Regions from separate parts of the Homo sapiens genome. Here region 2 is linked to region 1. Evidence: read pairs that join two places in POLR2A ChIA-PET (ENCODE). Cell type or tissue: PC-3. All regions are shown on one strand. Each heading gives the region's core, and the rest is flanking DNA. Links, peaks and the distances in the headings are about the cores only.

The links. Peaks named below come from ENCODE experiments on the same cell type or tissue, not always from the same donor. Only the 100,000 strongest peaks of a DNase experiment are listed, where the experiment ranks them.
Region 2: POLR2A ChIA-PET joins it to region 1 with 15 read pairs; 2 of 35 experiments call an interaction of 5 or more read pairs at or near these places.

What each region holds. Positions count from the first base shown.
Region 1 is chr2:174,996,210-175,001,597 of GRCh38, forward strand. All of the region lies in intron 1 of CHN1 (chimerin 1), which reads right to left. Among named protein-coding and RNA genes, the nearest start is that of CHN1, 6.5 kb to the right of the region's middle. In PC-3, for the core only: no CTCF peak of the experiment used is centred there; a DNase peak (open chromatin) is centred at 2,382; H3K4me3 peaks cover 493 bases; H3K27ac peaks cover 443 bases.
Region 2 is chr2:174,936,830-174,942,217 of GRCh38, forward strand. All of the region lies in intron 3 of CHN1 (chimerin 1), which reads right to left. Among named protein-coding and RNA genes, the nearest start is that of CHN1, 66 kb to the right of the region's middle. In PC-3, for the core only: no CTCF peak of the experiment used is centred there; no DNase peak of the experiment used is centred there.

The DNA of each region.
Region 1 (5,388 bases), core at 285-5,284:
CAGAAAGTGTCATAGTGGCCAGCACTATCACAGAAACCTACTTGATCTTCACTGTAAGCCCCCTGAACCAGGTCTGCAATGGCACATGGCACTTATTCAGCCACACACACAAAGTAGAAATATTACAAAACCACTTTTTCAAGTGGGTCAACAGACTTGTTAAATGGAGAAATTGTTCTGGTATCTTCAATCTTTGTTAATATTTACAATAACGATATAGGTGACAATATTAGCTACTATGTATCTTCAACCACTATACTAAGAACCTTATAAAATAATCTCATTTATTCCTGCACAGATGGGATAAGGGAACAGCCCCTGATTACCTGTAAAGAAATTGACACTAGAACATATAGCTGATCCTTGGCAGAGAAAGGAGTAAACATAGCTCCCTTACCACCAAATCCAAGCTCTTTCCACTACACTACATGCTACGAAAGTACCATCCTCCATGACATCCCATCTCACTCAGTAAAATCTCAAGTCCTTACCAGGCCATGGGAGATACACCCCAGTACTCTCTATCCCCCAGCTGCCCTCTCTCCTCTCTCTCCTCAACTCCTCCAGCTTTCCCCTTGCTGACTCCACTCCAGCCATGCTGGCCCTTCTGTTCCTCAAAACTGCCCAGCACATCCTTGCTTCAAAGCCTGCTCCATGAGGCAATTTCCCCATTTCATATGATGGGTTTCTCACTTCCTTCAAGTCTGCTCAAAATTCACCTGTCTGTGAGGCCTACCCCCTCTCCCCCGACATTGTGAGACAGGTAACCCCTTACCCCTCACTCTCCTCTATTTTTCTTCAAAGCATTTGCCACCTGGCACATTATACATGTTTTATTGTCTGTCTCCCTCCACTGCAAATATAAATTCCTTGATGGCAGGAACAAATACATACTTCGCACATATTAGGCACTCACTAAATATTCATCAGATAGATGGGTAAACAAATCACAAAATAGGAAAAGCCTCAAAGCTACTCCTTGGCAAAATTATAGAACAGTACTCATCTAGTTTCTACACCCTTCTCTCACTTAACGGTATCATCCATTCCTTCCCCAGACCTCGAACGTCCTCTGCTTTTTCACACACTTTTGCTTATGACATCACCTCTTACAAGCCTTCTTAGTAAAGCCCCACCCTCTAAAACTTCTACTTTCTTTTCTCTTACAGTATAATTGCCTCAATCAAAATGCCTGCCCTATGTTTTTACTACTTTAAGACTGTTCATCCATAAGCTGAAATAATCTTTTCATGCTAAAAGAATGTACTTATCTATGCTCAGCATGTAATTCCTCATAGGTAACATGCTAAAAATCATGTTTAATAGTGTAAATTTCACTTACATGGGAGGTCTGCAGGAAAAAATATTTCAGTCAAACAGATGTTTCCATTTTCCTCAAATGGACATCCACACCACTCACCTGCTGCCTGTCAAACCTAGCACCAACTACTTCAAAACCTAAAATCATCTTTACCAGAGTAACTTCACAGCCATTAAAGAACAGAAAACAATGGCAAAGTTCTATATAAAAGATACAAAAGGCCGGGTGTGGTGGCTCACGTCTGTAATCCCAGCACTTTGGGAGACCGAGGCGGGAGGATCACGAGGTCAGGAGTTCGAGACCAGCCTGGCCAACAAAAATTAGCTGGGTGTGGTAGTCCCAGCTACTTGGGAGGCTGATGCAGGAGAATCGCTCAAATCCGGGAGGCAGAGGTTGCAGTGAGCTGAGACGATGCCATTGCACTCCAGCCTGGGTGACACAGTAAGACTCTGTCTCGGGGGCGCAAAAAAAAAAAAAAGATACAAGATAGGGCCGGGCACAGTGGTCCATGTCTATAATCCCAGCACTTTGGGGGGCCGAGATGGGTGGATCACATGAGGTCAGGAGTTCAAGACCAGCCTGGCCAACATGGCAAAACCCCGTCTCTACTAAATACGCAAAAATTAGCCAGGCATTGTGGCACATGCCTATGGTCCCAGCTACTCAGAAGGCTGAGGCAGGAGAATTGCTTGAACCTGGGAGGTGGAGGTTGCAGTGATCTGAGATTGCGCCACTGCACTGCAGCCTGGGTGACAGAGTGAGACTCTGTCTCAAAAAAAAAAAAAAAAAAAAGATACGAGATTAAAAAAAAAAACATACTTTAAGAGCTGAAGATTATGACAGAAATGGGAAAAATCAGGAAGAATTTGCAGTTTAAAAAGCCTCAGACTCATTCAGTTTTGAAATGTCAAGTCTGTGGTCACAAAAATCTATTCAAGGAGAGATATGTCTGACATATCCTTGTGCTTGCCTTACTCCACGGAACATATGCAATCCAAAGGAATCGAAAGGTCAGAGTCAGAGTGGAAAGAGAAAGGAAACACTTTCAGCGCTGCTGGATAAAAAACAATGAGGTGGCTCTATGCCAGGCCACTGAGCAGCTGGTGACATGCTGGCCTGACTCATCTTCCCTTCTCCCACATTCTCTCAACTGTGGGTATTGGCTCTTTCCAAGAAGTGCTTACTTTTCTAAATTTAAAACAGGTAGGAACATTTTTACCTATCAATTTTTAATTTTATTTTTTGTTCTTTGAGGAAGAAAAGTAAAAAAAAATCTAAAAATGTAAAAAGCTCTTAAAGGTTCTTGGATATAAAACCATTCTTTTCTTCTATCTAATCTTTGTTTTTAAAGCTCAGGTGGTTTTTTAAATTAATATATCTCAGCTTTACTGACATAAATTCCCATACCATAAAACTCACCCTTTCAAAGTGTACAATGTAGTGGTTTTTAGTGTATTCACAAAGTATCTATTCTTTTAAAAATAAGCAGCCAAATTAGGAATGTATATTTATAACTTTATTTTGTCAGGCTTTTTTTTCTATTCAATATGACTTTTCAATGTAAATATGGTCATACTGTACCCTGTTTCCTTAGTTTTGTCCTATCCTATTTTTAAGGATAGTAGGATTATATTAATTAAAAAAAATCAAAGTTCATAGAAATTATTTTCTATGTAAGAATAACTAATGGCTGGTAATTTGGTTACAAGGCCAGGCTCAAGGACTTGCCTTGAATTGAGTTTGCACAGAAAGTTCTGTGATTTCATTTAGTTTACATATTTCAGATAAATAAAGTCTTCTAAAGATGCTGTAATTGATGCTTTCTATAAGACTGAGAAAACATCAATTGCCCATAGCAAAGGACCTCATCTTTATCAGAGGGACTTGGAGAAACGCTACACCCTCACCAGCCCCAGCAAGGTACTCTTTGTCATGGCTGCTCTCAAGATAGTAAATTCCTAGGTTAAAACAATCTTATGAAAAACCTATAACTTATTATACTAATGTCATTCCTTTAAAACTATTATTATAACATATAAAGCATGACCAAACAGTATTTTTCTGCCTCACTATTTTATGATTGCTTTAAATTAGTATAAAACATGTATTCTCAATGAGTTGAGGAGATGGAGAGTTGGGGTAAAAAAAAGTACTGTATTTACGTTATGCAGAAAGCAGATATATCTACAGTACATAAACAGATACATAGTATATCTCTGGTATTAAATTTTCATGGGGAGAACAATTAGAAAACAGGCCTAAAAGGCCGGGAGAGGGAGGATTTTTTAAAAGGTTGAGAAAAAGTAATCTAAAAGAAACTAAAATCTTTATTGACAAATATGTCAAATTTGTATAATTATACATATCACTGTCTTCTATGTTCAAAAATTAGGCTGCTTATAGGATGGTTACCTGCAGAGACAGATGTGACTCAAAAGACTGCAGTGCCAACATTCCTCTACAGTGTACACAGATGGTGACTATCAGAGTTATAACAACTATAATTATTTTATTGTTCTTACATAGTACCAGCTCTCCACACATTAAAAGACAAACTTTAAAGCTAAAATATTAGAACCACAGGCATGCATCACCACACCTGGCTAATTTTTTTTTTTTTTTTTTTTTGAGATGGAGTCTCACTCTGTTGCCCAGGCTAGAGTGCAGTGGTGTGATCTCAGCTCACTGCAACCTCTACCTCCTGGGGTTCAAGCGATTCTCCTGCTTCAGCCTCCAGAGTAGCTGGGACTACAAGCATGTGCCACCATGCCAGGCTAATTTTTGTATTTTTAGTAGAGACATGGTTTTGCTATGTTAACCATGGTCTTGAACTCCCGACCTCAAGTGATCATCCACCTTAGCCTCTCAAAGTACTGAGATTACAGGCATGATCCACCACACCTGGCCTGATTTTTTTTGTTTGTTTGTTTTGAGACAAAATCTCGCTCTGTCTCCCAGGCTGGAGTGCAGTGACACAATCTCAGCTCACTGTAACCTCTACCTCCTGGGTTCATGGGATTCTCCTGTGTCACCCTCCCAAGTAGCTGGGACTACAGACACCTGCCACCACACTTGGCTAATATTTGTATTTTTAGTAAAGGTGGGGATTCACCATGTTGGCCAGGCTGGTCTCGAACTCCTGACCTCAAATGATCCACCCACCTCGGCCTCCCAAAATGCTGGTATTACAGGCATGAACCACTGCACCCAGGCTTTATTATTATTATTATTTTCTGTAGAGATGGTATCTCCCTGTGTTGTTCAGGCTGGTCTCAAACTCCTGAGCTCAAGTGATCCTCCAGCCTAGGCCCCCCAAAGTGCCAGGAGGCATGGGCCACCCATTACAGATGTGAGCCACCATGCCCAGCTGGGTTTTCTTATTTTTACTCTTTTAGAGACAGGGTCTTGCTGTGTTGTCCAGACTGGAGTGCAGTGGCTATTCACAGGCACAATCATAGTGCAACTACAGTCTTGAACTTCTGAACTCAAGCAGTTCTCTTGCCTCAACCTCCTGAGTAGCAGGGACTACAGGCACATTGCCACCATGTCTGACTAAAATATTAAGTTTTGACACCAGTACAAGAAGGAACATGGACAAAAATTTAAATAAGGATGATGATTTAAATGACAGCTGAAAAGAATATATTCTGAAAAAGGCAGATGAGCTCACACCACTGGGCCAGCCTCTTGTATTCTTTGGACAACTGAAAAATAAAAATGTCAGCAGAGAGTATAGTCAAGTGGGAACTTCCTATAAAATTAGCTTTCAGTCAAATATGAAAATCTTCAATTGACTTGTCTTTTAAAAAATACATTTTAATTTCAGGACATTCCTATGGGAAATCAGAAAATTTCCTAACTACATCACAAAGAATATGCCATTGCTATTTAATTGCTCCAAAAGATGTCCATAGGTAGGTGTGTCAGGTTAGTGACAGATGCTGAATAAAGTGAGATAATGAAAAGGTTTCCATGGCAGAAGGGTCTGAGGAAAGATGGTACAAAATTATAGCAAAATCATAAGCATTATTAGAAGTGATCTATGGTAGTAAGATGGTGACTAAATG
Region 2 (5,388 bases), core at 115-5,114, 60 kb before region 1:
GAATAATTTTCAAGCTTTTAAGTATGTGCTTGGTTTTTAAAGCCTGCCTAAAATAATTAGTTGTGGCCTGGTCATCTTCTTCCTTTAAGAAGGATTATTTATATCTGAATTTCAAAATTGATCTCAACAATAACCTTTAATAAAAAAATCATTTATATTTTAGTGTCCACAATAGCAACTGGCAAGATTTTCTGGAATTAGGAAAAAAGCATTAGTTATAATTTGATTTTCTGTCAAATTATTTATTATTGCTAGATATTTTGCATTTTAGAGTTCTGCCACTAATAGTTTATGATTGTTTTAATAGTTGATAATTCAGGTTTTGAAATAAGGTGATACACATTTGGTTTCAAAATGCTAACAGAAATTCACCTAAGAGCAGAACACAGAATTCATCACCAAAACAAGGGGTAGACCACAAAAGAAAGGTCACACACACATGGCTAGTCACTAAATGTATGTTCCCTTTGAGCCTGGCATAGTTACTGAATTTGTAAGCTGTGATACAATACTATCATTAGAAGAAAATGGAATGGAAATGTGCACATGCAAACAAATAGGGCCAGTGCTCCCTTTCCTATCATTGTAAGTAAGCATAATTCCGAAAGACAAAGTCACTGGATCCATTTTAAAAATTACAATTAGCACCCATAAATAATAATTATTACTTTTTAAAAACTATCACCTTATCAATTGTATTAACTTTTCTCTTTTTCTCTCAACATTTCAGTGGAGAAACAACATACAGTGTCTGATGTGGTTTGGGTGTTTGTTCCCTCCAAATCTCATGTTGAAATATGATCCCCAATGTTGGGGACAGAGCCTGGTGGGAGGTGTTTCAGTCACAGGAGCGGATCCTTCATGAATATCTCGGTGCCCTTCCCACAGTAATGAGTGAGTTCTTACTCTCTTAGTTACCATGAAATCTGATTGCTAAAAAGCCTGGCACCTCATCCTATTAATATTTCTTGCTCCCTCAGTTACCATGTGATATGCCAGCTCCCCCTCTGCCTTCCACCATGACTGTGAGCTTCGTGAAGCCTCAGTAGAAGCAAATGCTGGCACTGTGTTTCTTCTTGTACATTCTGCAGAACAATGGGCCAAAAATAAACCTCTTTTTAAAATACATTGCCCAGCCTCAGGTATTCCTTTATAACAGCACAAAATGAACTAACACAGTAGCCCAAATCTAATTCCTCAGTTAAAAAAAAATTTTTTTAAGAGACAGGCTCAAGAACTCCTAGGCTCAAGTGATCCTCCCGCCTCAACCTCCCAAGTAGCTGGAATTACAGGTGCACACCACCACACTACCACACCTGGCTCACAGTTAAATACTTAAGGGTGAACATCAAATGGTACTTGAGTACATCTTTATCCTTACAGCTCATGATTCTCAATAATCTTTAGTTCTTCCAAACCAATCACTAATCATTTCATCAAGCCTAACTCTGAAACTTTCTTCCTTCGAAAAGTATTTTTAGATCAACTCTATCCCACTATTTAATCCTTTACTTTCATTTCTAATGGACATTCAAGTTACTTAGTTGTTATACAGATATTTAACTTAATAGAATAAGCAAACCATTAGCATTAGTGGCTTATAAATACTTCCCATGTCTCTATTTGTAAATCTAATCATTATAATAATATTATGTATGAATTTCATTTCTTTAAAGGAAGACCACTTATGCCTGTTTAGTAACTGTCATTTAGTTATCACCTGGGAAAAACAGAAAAACATTGAACAACCTAGAGAACGGTCAAATATAGAAACAAATTATCACCACTAATTTCCAAAGTAAAGACATTTATTGTATGCACACATATTTAATCCTTATTAAACAGTCAAACTTAAGGAACTGACTATAAGCTGTTAATAAGTAACAGACTATAAGTTGTGAATAATATGTAAGGATAGTTTCAATGTACAAGGAGAGCCAGTCACAGTAAATCCTTTCATTCTGAACAGCATTCCTTGCCCACCAATTTAGTCATTAGAACATGACTATTTTTTTGGAGAAAAAAATATAAATATTTTTAAATATAAACAAACATAAAATATTTACAAAAAATCTATATTTTTGTGAAACATAAATATTTCACAAAATATTGTGAAAAGTTAATACAATAAATATTTTTTATATTGCAAAGTGGAAATGATGAATACATTGCTCAATTTAAGTAGGAAAATGTCAATTGTACAATTTGCTTTTCTGGTTTTTCAATGCTTTCATGCCTGCTTTTAACCAAAGGAGAGAATACAAATAATTGGTCTAGTTCCTCAGGGGATGGCAGCATTCAATCACAGAGCAAAGGTAAATAAAAGGAAATTATTTTCAGAGACTCTAACATCCATCTATTCATCCAGTATATTATTCTATCTTGTGTCTTTGCATCAAGGTGAATCATCAGAAAGCTATCTACTGTGACCACATCAGCTTAGCTCTTCAAAAGTGAGTTCCATTGATTTATCGTACCTTAATGTCACACCAAATGAATTTTTTTAAAACAATTTAATTCAGGAAAAAACTGGATCATACTGGCCTTCAGAGTTTCATATACTTTATAACTGTGAAACACTTTTCACACAACTACATTGAGCCTCAATCAGCACTGCAATCTACTGGCATTTTGCTGTTTTTATTCCTTCAACTTTTCTTTATTCTTTTTATTATGTCTTCATTTGTGAGGTCTCAAATTATTTTAAGAAAGGAATAATATAGCTATTTTTCAACAAAGATAATAGTCTTACTAATAAATACTTCAGGACTTTCCAAAGTACTGCCAATTTCTCACTTTCAGTTTCTCACATACTTAAAAAATTAAAAAGTATGTGTGAACAGAACATGAAACAAAATGAAACATTTTATTAAATAGCATTTTTAAAATTCCCATTACATGCAAATTATTTAATCATCCTTGATCACAGCGAGCAGCAATGAAAGGCAATAATCAAGTACCTCATACTTAATTCTATGCTTACATATACACAGACTGGAAATCTACATATATCTAAACTGCAACTGGACATTCAAAAGACAATCCCATGAAACTCCTGCCTAATTCTGTAAATTGGTTCTCTTTGTTAACTAATTATATACTTTCAAAGCTATATTGTGTTTTAAACCAGAAGTCACAATAACAAAATCTATTTTAACATTTTTATCAATAGAGAAATAATTATTACTTTTATTTTATTTTATTTATTTATTTATTTTTAGACAGAGTCTTCCTCTGTTGCCCAAGCTGGAGTGCAGTGGTGTGATCTTGGCTCACTGCAACCTCCGCCTCCTGGGTTTAAGCAATTTTCCTGCCTCAGCCTCCTGAGTAGCTGGGACTAAAGGCGCATGCCACCATGGCTGGCTAATTTTTTGTTTTTAGTAGAGATGGTGTTTCACCACGTTGGCCAGGCTAGTCTTGATCTCCTGATCTCGTGATCCACCCGCCTTAGCCTCCCAAAGTGCCGAGATTATAGGCGTGAGCCGCCACGCCCAGCCGAGAGTAATTATTTTTCAATAATGTATCATCTAGGAAAGTTATTATGATTCCACATTACCTAATACAGTCCATACTCAAATTTATCCAATTGTACTCAAAATTTATAGCTTTACAATATATATATAAGTTGAGGACCCGATCAAGGTCCTTGAATCTGATGGCCATGTCTCTTTAGTCTCCTTTAATTTTATATCATCCCACCACTGTTTTTTTTTTATGATAATGACATTATTTATAAACCCAGGGCAGATGTCTTATGGAAGGTACACATTCTGAATTTGTCTGATTCGTACTTTATAACTAGATTTAAGTTAAACAGTTTTGGCAAAAATATTATACAGGTGATACCGTGTGTTTCACTGTATCACTTCAGGAGACACATGACAGTTTGTCCCATTACAGGTAATGCTAAGTTTGACCACCAGATCTCTCCACTTTAAAGGCATATTTTTCTCTATGCAATTAACAAATAATTGGTGGTGTCATACCTTGAGACCATGTAAATATCCTGTTCACCTACAGCCTTTCTTCCAATGGTTTTAACATCCAATGACTGATGATCCTTGCCTGGAGTCAATCATTAGTGCAAATTAGTGATTTTGTAATTTTATATTTTTTCTACATTTTAAGTGTCATTTCTTCTGTAAAGAACAACTGTATATTTCCCCATTTTTTCTCTTTGTAACAAAGTGAGTTTTTTTTAATTTTAAAGTATAATTACGGACTTACAAATTCTCTCTCACATAATGTGTTATAATCCATACCTACCATTATTCTTTTAGATGTTCAAATTGTTTCAAGTTTTGATGGTAGGAAACTTTCAAATAGGCTCCTGTGCCTTTTTGACATGTTTCCATCAGTTTTTGAGCACGTTCTTGCTTTCCAACACAATATGTTCCAGGACTTCTTTGCCCCACATTAAGAAATCAGGAACTTCTCTAAAAAACATTGCCTCCTTTTGGTGGGAAACCATATTTGGAACCCAAAATCTAGTCCCTGGAAATATTCATTCTTACTGGGGCTTCTAGGCCCTTTCCTTGGACTGAGATAGAAAAAAAATTTTTTTAATCTATAAGTTAATATTAATGCCACCAATTCAAAACTAATACCACAGTATACTTTCTAATTGTGTCCCATTCTCCTAATTCATTAATATCTCCTAAGAACCCTGGTTCCCCCTAATCCAGTAAAATTATTTCTTTGCTCTATCCTATATTACAAACAAAATAATTTCAAGATTACTACACATGTAGTTAAGACTTCTCTAAGTCTGTTTTTATATAGTTGTGACTTTTGAACTTTGTAAATGTTCACATGTTGAACGTTTGATCATCTACTCCTTATGATAATTGTTTTACTGGTCTCTGGTTTAATCCTTCTGTGCTTCTCTTTTGCAAAAATAAACTATTTTTTTTTCTTTTTTATGGAGAACAGGATCTCACCATGTTGCCAGGCAGGTCTTGAACCTCTGGGCTCAAGCTGTCTTTTCACCTCTGCCTTTTGCAATTTTTGTCCTTAGAATATTTCTGAGTTTGTACAGTCAGAATAATATGTTTAAAAGTTACTTAAGCCAAGAAGTATATGAAAAAACGCTCAGTATCACTAAAGATCAGGGAAATGCAAATCAAAACCACTGTTAGTATGTCACCCCAGTTAGTACAGCTACTATCAAAAAGACAAAACAAATGCTGGCAAAGATGCAGAGAAAAGGGAATTCATACACTGATGGTGGGAATGCAAATTAATACAGCCATTATGGAAAATGGTATGGAGGTTCCACTAAAAAACTAAAAATAGAACTACTGTATAATCCACCAATCTCATTACTGGGGTTATATCCAAAGAAAAGGAAATCAGTATGTCAAAGAGGTGTCTGTGTTCTCATGTTAA